Linked DNA regions of Homo sapiens: all the other regions are linked to region 1. A link is a contact called in ENCODE Hi-C or POLR2A ChIA-PET data. All regions are on one chromosome and are shown on one strand. Each heading gives the region's core, a stretch centred on a gene start or an enhancer-like site at or near the end of the contact. The rest is flanking DNA. Distances are from core to core; before and after follow the strand shown.

Evidence for each region. Hi-C counts contacts between places; a loop is a spot of excess contacts on that map. ChIA-PET counts read pairs that join two places held with the same protein, here RNA polymerase II (POLR2A). Pooled maps may share reads with other maps.
Region 2: a loop to region 1 is called in a map of B cell, with 15 times the contacts of the local background. The contact joins the promoter of AMMECR1 here to the promoter of ALG13 in region 1. A Hi-C loop is called at or near these places in 2 of 168 maps with a recorded cell type or tissue (B cell and naive thymus-derived CD4-positive, alpha-beta T cell) and 10 of 50 pooled maps. POLR2A ChIA-PET finds 5 or more read pairs at or near these places in 2 of 52 experiments (CD4-positive, alpha-beta T cell and activated T-cell).
Region 3: a loop to region 1 is called in a map of CD4-positive, alpha-beta T cell, with 12 times the contacts of the local background. The contact joins the promoter of TMEM164 here to the promoter of ALG13 in region 1. A Hi-C loop is called at or near these places in 5 of 168 maps with a recorded cell type or tissue (CD4-positive, alpha-beta T cell, CD8-positive, alpha-beta T cell, ascending aorta and 1 more), 1 of 37 single-sample maps with no recorded cell type and 13 of 50 pooled maps. POLR2A ChIA-PET finds 5 or more read pairs at or near these places in 1 of 52 experiments (CD4-positive, alpha-beta T cell).

What each region holds. Positions count from the first base shown.
Region 1 is chrX:111,679,373-111,682,419 of GRCh38, reverse strand. It overlaps ALG13 (ALG13 UDP-N-acetylglucosaminyltransferase subunit), which reads right to left and starts at 1,250. Exons shown (of 27, transcript NM_001099922.3): 1 at 1,121-1,250; 2 at 126-288. The coding sequence starts at 1,201. RefSeq lists enhancers at 794-853, 874-923, 994-1,183, 863-1,582.
Region 2 is chrX:110,316,625-110,319,733 of GRCh38, reverse strand. It overlaps AMMECR1 (AMMECR nuclear protein 1), which reads left to right and starts at 1,649. Exons shown (of 6, transcript NM_015365.3): 1 at 1,649-2,135. The coding sequence starts at 1,663. LOC105373312 (a long non-coding RNA gene) reads right to left here and starts at 1,482. Exons shown (of 4, transcript XR_938504.3): 1 at 1,286-1,482. RefSeq lists silencers at 1,467-1,616, 1,349-1,683, 1,877-1,936, 1,981-2,136 and an enhancer at 1,657-1,786.
Region 3 is chrX:110,001,580-110,004,618 of GRCh38, reverse strand. It overlaps TMEM164 (transmembrane protein 164), which reads right to left and starts at 1,505. Exons shown (of 7, transcript NM_032227.4): 1 at 1,441-1,505; 2 at 455-1,118. The coding sequence starts at 844. RefSeq lists an enhancer at 643-1,298 and a silencer at 1,401-2,260.

The DNA.
Region 1 (3,047 bases), core at 1-2,500:
TGCATGGCACACGTTTACCTTTGTAACAAGCCCGCACATCCTGCACATGTACCCCCAGAATACCCCAGAACTTAAAAAAAATTAAAATTAAAAGACCCAACCCTGAGATTCTTAGGCACCTTTACCTGCGTGACTAATAACAAGATCTGCTTTCTGAATGTCTTCTTTCAAGGAATCCTTGTACCTGTAAACATCCAGAGTAAACGACTCAGTACTGAAGGGTTCAGGTACCACCGTTCCTCTACCAATTTGCAGGATAAGTCGGTTGTAACCAAGGCTCTCGATTTTCTGAAAGAGGAAATCAGAATGTGAGGGCCTTTTAAACTGGCTATGTAAAACAGAGCAGGAACCACCACCACTACTAAAGTTTGACGTTAACATCGGAGCACGGCCGCCAAAAAGCCTATCTGTGGCCGATTTCACTTAGTTTTCAAAACTATTTTCTGGTCCGGGGCCCGACGAGGAACCTCCCAAGCACTCATGAATCTAAGCGACCCAGCTCGCAGAGTCCCGCGAAAGCCACAGCAGGAAAAGACTTTGGAAAAGGAGTCGCAAACTCGGGGGGAACCCAGGCACTACCCGTTCTGCCTCACTTGATCAACTGCGAGAACCGGGAGCCCTGAGGGGACGACGCGCGCTGAGGAGAGGAACCGCGCGGGCTCCGGCCAAGTGCTGAGGGGAAGGAGCCGGGCTCTGAGGCGAGCTCGGCTGGCTCAGACGCCGGCGCCGACGTGCGGTCCACAGGGGGGCCTGAGGAAAAACTGCCGAGCCCGGTGGAAAACCCGAGCTCGGAGGGGCGGAGCCGTTGGAAGGAGGGGCGGAGGACGCGGAGGCGGAGAATAGAGCGCGGGGGCAGACCGGAAAAGGAGCTGAAGAAATGAGGGAGAGGAGCGGCCGGAATAATGGGAAGAGGAAACAGGCAACCCCGAGTGGCCGGGTAGCCGGAGAAGGGCCCCGCCGGGCGTGGGCAGAAGCCAGCTAAGGGGCAGCGGCACCTGTGGTAGAGTTGCGGGGGTTTCTTTCCGAGCGCGACGGTCAGGCAAGGCTAACGCGGCTGGCAGTATGGCCGGAGATGGCGGGTGGCGAGCCAAGCCGCCGCCTGCTCGCCTCCCTCACTCACTTGCAGACTGTCGGGCGCCGACACACACGCAATGAGGTCGTCAAAGCTGGTGGTCCCTACGGTAACAAACACGCACTTCATGGCGCGGGTTCCTCAAGCCCTGATCGCAAGGGCCGGATATGACGCAACTGAGGCCACGCACGTTGCAGTGACTGCCTTCTGTGAGGGAGGCGGAAATCCGTAATGGCCGCCAGGGGGCGGCGGGGCCCCGGGCTGTGTCACCGGTTGGGTGGGGCAAAAGACTATTGGTGGCCTAGGTACCAGCCACTGTTCTAAGCCCTTTATGTGTAGGAGCCAGCTCTTGAGACCCCTCACTATAAGGGAATGGGGAATTGCCAAATGTAATTAACTTTTTCAAAACTGATGGGTAAAAAAAAAAAACATCATACCCTAAGCATTGAGTTGGTGTCGTTGCGTGGGTACCACAATCTTTTAATGACAGACAAGTTTGAGATTTTTTTGTTTGCTGCCAGGTTTTGTCAAGATACATTTGAGAGATGGTTTTACTTCGAGTTGGCTAAGGGGATATGAAAAATAAAAGTGCCTTACCAGGCACAGTGGCTGTAATCCCAAGCTACTGGGAAGAATCACTTGAGCCCAGGAGTTAAGACTAGCCTGGGCAACATAGCAAAACCCTTGTCTCTAAAAATATTATTTTTTAGGCCAGGTGCCATCGCTCAAGTATGTAATCCCAGCACTTTGGGAGGCCAAGGCAGGTATATTATTGAGGTCAGAAGTTCCAGACCAGCCTGGGCAACATGGTGAAATCCTGTCTCTCCTAAAAATACAAAAATTAGCCGGGCGTGGTGGCAGGCTCCTGTAATCCCAGCTACTCAGGAGGGTGAGGCACGACAATTGCTTGAGCCCAGGAGACAGAGGTTTCAGTGAGCCCAAGATCCTGCCATTGCACTCCAGCCTGGGTGACACAGAATGAGACCCTGTCTCAAACAAACAAAAAAAATTTAATTAGCCGGGGGTGGGAGCACCCACCTGTGTTCCTAGCTAGTCAGAAGGCTGAGGCTGCAGTGAGCCATGATCACACCACTGCACTGCAGCCTGGACGACAGTGAGACCCCGTCTCGAAAAAATAAAAAAACTAAAAATAAAAGGCATCTTATAAGGTATGGGGTCTTGCTCTGTTGCCCAGGCTTGATTCTAACTCCTGGGCTCAAGCAGTCCTCCTGTGGCAGGCCACGTCTCACTAACGGAGGCCTCCATAACAACTGTTTCAGTACTGAGTGGTGAAGTTAATATTAAAAGCTAAAAAAAGCCAGTGCCCTTATACAAAGGCTGGAATGTAACTAAAGCCCACCAAGAGTTTTGCCTAGGCCTTTCCTGGGCCCTAAAGCATGACAAAATAACAAAGGAAGTCTTAACATTACCCATTTAGGATTAAACAAGTTTTATTGTGGGTCTGAAGAAACTCCCCAGGCCTCCACAAACAAGTTTGTTGGGAGTCCGAAGGAACTCCCCAAACCTCTGTGATTTAGCAGGAGACAAGATAAGGGTAATCACGCCAGCACCTGGACTCATTTAGATTTTTTTTTTTTTTTTTTGAGACGGAGTCTCGCTCTGTCACCCAGGCTGGAGTGCAGTGACACAATCTCGGCTCACTGCAAGCTCTGCCTTCCGGGTTCACGCCATTCTCCTGCCTCAGCCTCTCAAGTAGCTGGGAATACAGGCACCCACCACCACGCCCGGCTAATTTGTTGTATTTTTAGTAGCGACGGGGTTTCACCATGTTAGCCAGGATGGTCTCGAACTCCTGACCTCATGATCCACCCACCTTGGCCTCCCAAAGTGCTGGGATTACAGGCGTGAGCCACCGCACCTTGCCGGACCCATTTAGATTAAGTAAATTTACTGAGGCTCCAGAGGAAGATCTTCAAGATTCAGACCTTATTTATAGATTAAAAGAAGTTAATCA
Region 2 (3,109 bases), core at 400-2,899, 1.4 Mb after region 1:
TACTTCTGAGGTTTAATAGCCTCATCTGTTAATGAGTAACCTCAGAGCATTGTTGTGAAGATAAAACGAGATAGTATCTTATTCTGAAGGATTATGGGGTAGGACGAGGTATGGTATTGGAGACCTAAAAAGTGTTCAATACATACTATAATAGCTATTTATCTGATTATGTGCATGTATCTGACTTAATTCATAAACTCTTTTAGAGCGGGAGGCATACTTCCTGAGTACGCCCTGGATTTCAACAGAAGTATAGTGTTGTGCACATAGTATGGTGCAGAGGCTCAATATTACTGAATGAATAAATTGTTTTGTTTTTATTCCCTGAGTGGAATGAACAGCCCCCAGCTATCTGCAAGATCCCACGCATGTAGAAAAAAGGTGACAAAAATCAATCTGCAGTTTTTAAATATGCAGATACCTGACTTTATCTAGATGTTTTAGCATGGTGTAGATACAATGCAAATAACTTACGCTTTCTATTTCTATCACGTTCATTTCTACGAATTTTAACATTTGATTATTGTCATTATTTTTATTATTAAGCTGCACTTAGGCACCCAGAAAGGGACTGACTCATATGTCTCCTCATCCATCCAAGCATTTAATTGAGAAATTTTAAAAATGAATATTAAGAGCTAATTATATACTTGAACAAAATCTTTCAATTTGTGACTAAGTACATTACCTTCCCTATTTATCTCTAAGATCTGAGCACTACAGATAATATTCCTAATTGCTTTGTACCCAAGCCAAGAAATAAAAACCAAAACCAGAAAAGTCCACCACTGCAAGTCCCAAAGCACAATTAGTATCTTTGAACCAGTGAAGTATTAGTTAGGACTTTATTTTTGGCTTTTAAATGTTTAAACGGGGCAAGGAGGGTAAGTTGGGGGAACAAGTACAAGATACATAGATTCAGTCGGACTTGAATATTTCTCCATAAGGAAAGGAAAGAGTACCCTGGTGTGTGCTTAGGCTGGAATTAAAAAGACAGCAGCGTGGCCATTTCCTGGATTGCTTTGTACACACTTTACAGGGGCGGTCTCAGGTATGGAGCTCTGGGCACCTGCTCGCTCACACTCCAACAGTTCAGAAACCCGTGTATTTGAGGCCGGGTGGCTCAGGTTCCACGTAACTGGGCTTAAGTGTCATTAATACTGCTTGCGGCGGGGGGTTACTGAGCTGTGCTTTGGGACCTGGATGCTTACTTCGGACTTTCTCCTTTCTTCCCCCCTACCCCCACTAGTTTCCCTTTCCCTCCTTCCTTCCCGGGCGTGCCCACCTTCTCCCTTTGCTCCCACTTTCCGCTGTCTGACTCTTGTTTCCTTCACCTTCCTTTCTAATCGGCTTCCTGTCTTCCAACCTCTGCCGGCCGGAGAGATTGAGATTGGGGCTGGGGCTGGGGCTGCGGCTCAGAAGAGGCACGAGTCGGGCGGGACAGGCGCGAGGCGCCCAGCCGCGAAAGCGAGGAGCGCGCACCGAGGCGGGGGCGCGCGCGGGGCAGCCGCGTGGCTAGGCAGACGGGGCCGGGAGCGGCGCGCGCGCGCCCCGCCAGCCTCTGGCGCGCCCCCGGCGGCCTGAGCCGCAGCGTGCTCGCCCCCGCCGCCAGCTCGCCTCACTTATGGGTCGGAAACGCTGCGTGGGGGAGACTGTTCCAAGATGGCGGCGGGTTGCTGCGGGGTGAAGAAGCAGAAACTGTCCAGTTCGCCCCCCTCTGGCTCGGGTGGCGGTGGTGGCGCCTCCTCCTCCTCCCACTGCAGCGGAGAGAGCCAGTGCCGAGCTGGGGAGCTGGGACTAGGAGGCGCCGGTACGCGGCTCAACGGGCTGGGAGGTCTAACCGGAGGAGGTAGCGGCAGCGGCTGTACCCTCTCTCCCCCCCAGGGCTGCGGCGGCGGCGGCGGGGGGATCGCCCTGTCGCCACCTCCGAGCTGCGGAGTGGGGACCCTACTTTCTACCCCGGCCGCCGCCACCTCTTCCTCACCCTCCTCATCGTCCGCCGCCTCGTCCTCATCGCCGGGCTCCCGGAAGATGGTGGTGTCAGCAGAGATGTGCTGCTTTTGCTTCGATGTGCTCTACTGTCACCTGTATGGATACCAGCAGCCCCGGACCCCCCGATTCACCAACGAGCCCTAGTGAGTACCGTGCCCTCCGCCGCCCTCTCCCTTGCGCTCGGGATGGGGCTCAGAGTTGAGGCAAAGTGCGAGTCCGCCTCCCGGCCGGCGGATGCCCCTGCCCTCTCGCTGCCCGGGTCCCCGGAGCTACTCAACTGAACTAAGGGCACCCTGCGCTTTTTGCCCTCCGAGGCAGGCACCCCACACTTGGAGCAGGGTGCTGCTGCAAGGAATGGCCCCGTGGCTCCTAGAGGTGTTAGCTTTCTCTTTGCGATGACTTCGAGGAGTTTTGACTCCTTTACTTGTCTCCTTCACCACCCCCACCACCCCTCACCCTGCCCCGGTTTTGGAGATCTGGGTTACTCAAGGTGTTGACCTCTCCTCACTTTGGTTTCCATTACCCCAAGTGAAAGCCCCGCCAGTATTCCCGCCCCGCGTATCTTGCACATGGAGAACTACTATCCCATTGCAGGATGAAAAATAGCAACTATCCAACTTCTGTTAGTGATGGAACTTAGCTCTGGAGCTTGTGAGGTTACCCATCTTCTCCTCTGGGTTTTCTTGTGCCCTGGGAAGGGGGGAGGTTTCTTAAAACACATTTTTCCCTTACTACTTATTTTTATCCAAATACACCCATTAAAATGTGTTTCTCGTGTAGCGAGCGCACTGCCGGCTTCCTCACATTTGAAGAGTGCGACCTTTTTTTTTTTTTTTTCCATTCCACCGTCTGGATAATAGCTCATTCAAAGAGAACTGTCCCCACAGAGCCACGGTCAGTTTGTACATTAAGCGTGCATTCGCTTTTGTGTCGATTTCACTTTTTAAGAAATCCATGTTATACTTGATGATTTGAGAACAGTTAAATAGTAAATGTGTAGGAATTGTTATGGTTTCCTTTGGTTTTGTATCTTAAATTATTTTACCCTTCAAGTGTGTGGTTGAAAAATTTTAAAATAGCACTGTTACAGCTAAAAGCCAGGTTAATTCTAATCCCT
Region 3 (3,039 bases), core at 256-2,755, 1.7 Mb after region 1:
CACAGTGTAGATGAGAAAGTTTATGCGACCACCTCCAGGAAAGAGTGTCACCAGGCCCCTGGGAAATTAACTACCACAGAAGGCAAGGGAGCTGGGTCATGGTCCACTGATGTGATTCAGAAAGGGCACCTGGCTGGGGCTGGAATTCCTGCTTGTGAAAGCCCAGGGCACGGCAGGGTTGGGCTGGGCTGGAAGGGAGGGGCAGCCAGGGTGAGTGCCAGTCGTTCCTAGGGTTCAGGCACAAGGTTCCTCACCTCCACTGTGGGGCTGACGCACTGTGCAAAGGTGAAAGAAAGCCAAACCTGAAATCGGCACAAAGGCAGCCACTCGTTGGAAAATCATTTTTAAAGGTCCCCCTGCCCGCCGGGATGAGGTGCTGTACACTATGGAGTGTCCTGAGCACATAAATGACTCTTATCACTTAGGATGCCCAGGAAAAAGTCAACAGACTCACATGCATCATGGTGACCAGGTGACAGGGGTTGAGCAGGTAGATGACGGTCTTGGTGGCGAACTTAAAGCCCACCTCCACCCCGAAGGTCAGGCACAGGGCTACTAAGAGCAGATTCTTGCTCAGGCTCTCCTTGCCTTCCTCTGGCCGCTGGGTCACCTGCTCTGGCTGGCTGCCAGGGCTACCCCTACCGTCCTCCTTCGTCTGCCTCAGGATGTGCCGCAGGGCCACCAGGATCTCCAACAGAGCCAGGGTCAGGACCACCACACTTTCCAGCAGCCGCTGCTGCCAAGAGAGGAAGGCAGCACAGTCGGGGCCCCCATTGCCTGCAAAACTGGGGTCCACGCCCCCATAGAGCCAGTCCAGGAGACTCTGGTAGCTATACCGGGACATGATGCAGTGGTTCCCCTTGACCACAGTACAGGAAGCAAGAGTGAGATGGAACACAAGCCCAGAGGGTTGCCCGGGTGGTGGACCATGTAAGGCGGGCACACCCCCACAACCCCCCTCCAGACACCAGGGCACCGAGAGTAGGGGAGGGGAAGCTACACGCAAGGCCCGGGGTAAAGTGCTGGCTCTAACTTGTCCCCACGGCTGTCTGGGGGAGCCCCCCGCGCTTCTCCAGTGGCCACCAACGAGGCAGGGTTGAAAGGAGCCGTTGGCCAATCTAAAAGGAAGGAGAGGAAAAAAAAAAAAAAGAGGTCTCAAAGAGGCAATTGCACCGGGAATTAGGAAGCGGGAGGGGTAACTAGCGAGGGAAGAAAACGGGAACGGGGCAGTGGCGAAGCAAGCAGGGGTCAGGGGAAGCCGGAGGCCGAAAGGGTCAGGGCGGGGGCCAAGGAGACCCGGCAGTGCTGCGGCAGCGAACCGGGAGCCAAAAGGGGTCAGAGCTAGGGGACACGCGGAGGCAAGGAGAGGAGCTAGCGGGGCCGAGCAGGCGGGGAGGGCGACGGGGATGGCAGGGACGCCGGACTCCTCGTCTCACGCACTCGCCACAGAGGGATCTCTTACTCCTGCAACCGCGTGGCCGTCTCTGCCCCCAGCTAGCAACTTCGCCGCCGACGGGCCCCTCCAGCCAATTTAGAGCCGTCCTTGTCCAGCCTCCCGCCCCCGGGTACACCCCCGAACCCCCAGCTCCACCCTCCGGCCCTAGACGCCCGCCCTCCGGGCAGCACCACCCCCAGCCCGCGGCCCGCCCGGGACCTGCCCCCCTCGCGCAGGCAGCGGAGGGAGGAAGCCAGAGGGAAGGCGGGAGGCCGGGCCAGCCGGGGGCTGGACTAAAGCCGGCCCCTGGACTAAAGCCGGCCCCCCTCCCTCCTCCCCGGCGCCGCAACCTCCCGCGCCTCCCGCCCAGCCCCGGGGACCGGCCGCCGCGCCCCTCGGGGCTTCACTCACCGGCAGCTCGGCCCGCGGCCCCGGATCGGGCTACTGCTCCGCTCCCGCGCTCTCCGCGCCGGGCGCTCGGTTCCCCTGGCGGCCGCCGCCGCGGCGCACGGCTCCTCCTCCCCGTCTTCCTCCCCCTGCAGCAGCCGCGCTCGCTTCCTCCTTCTTCCCCTCCCTCTCTCCTCCCCCTCCCCGCTGCCACCGCCACTGCCTCCCTCCTCCCGTCCAGTTCAGCTCTCGCCCCACCACACGCCCTCGGGCCACGACTACTCCTCCTCGCCTCCTTCCCTTTTCTGCCTCTGGCACTCCCCTCACCCGTCCACCATTCACACCTCCCACCCTCCGCGGCTTCGGCTCTCCCTCCTCCTCCTCCCTCCTCCTCCCTCCTCCGGCTCAGGCTCCGCCTCCTTCCGCCTCCTCCCTGGCCTGCCTCGTCTTCTGCACTCGGAGCCTGCACGCGTGCACAGCCACCCTCCTTCACAACCGTGTACAGAATTCGCCCCCTCGGTGAAGCCCTGTTGACTGGCTCCGCCTCCCGCGACCTGGTTCTCCAGGGCACTTCTTTCTATACTGCACACATAGTAGGCACTTAGCTGGCCCGCACTAACTTCTTGTGGGGGAATAAGCCTTTCTAGTAATGAGCAGCTTGGCTTCGGGGTGTGTGCTGGGTATGGCCGGCTCCTCTTCGCGATTCCTCCTTTCTGCCACGACTCATGCAAGGCCAGAAAGGCATCTTCTCTCCCCTTTCTAGCCACAGCCCCACTCCACACTTCAGTGCCTAGGACAGGAGCTTCATTTCCCTGCTCCTCCCCCTCCTGCTCTGATCCACTATTTTCTCTCTACCTCTTGCCACACAGACCACCCCTGCCACACCCTCTCCCTCTCCCACTTCTCTCCTTTCTCCTGACAGGCCTTCAATGGTAGGCCAGTGGGAGGAAGGGAGGCTTCCCGTGACCTCTTTCCCTCCCCCTCTTCCCCCCTTCCCCCTCCCCAGAGCAGTTGCTTCCTAACCTATGCGTGGAAAAGCCAGCCAGGACTATATGAGTGTGGAGGAGCAGCACTAAGCCCAAAACCTGGATAAGGGCAACTGACGGAAATAAAATCCCCTCTTCCTACCTGCTGCTTTTTACCGATCGGCTATTTGCTTTTCTTGAGACAAGGGTCAGTAAAAGGACCTTCTCAGGACCTTCCTCATGTTTATTTAA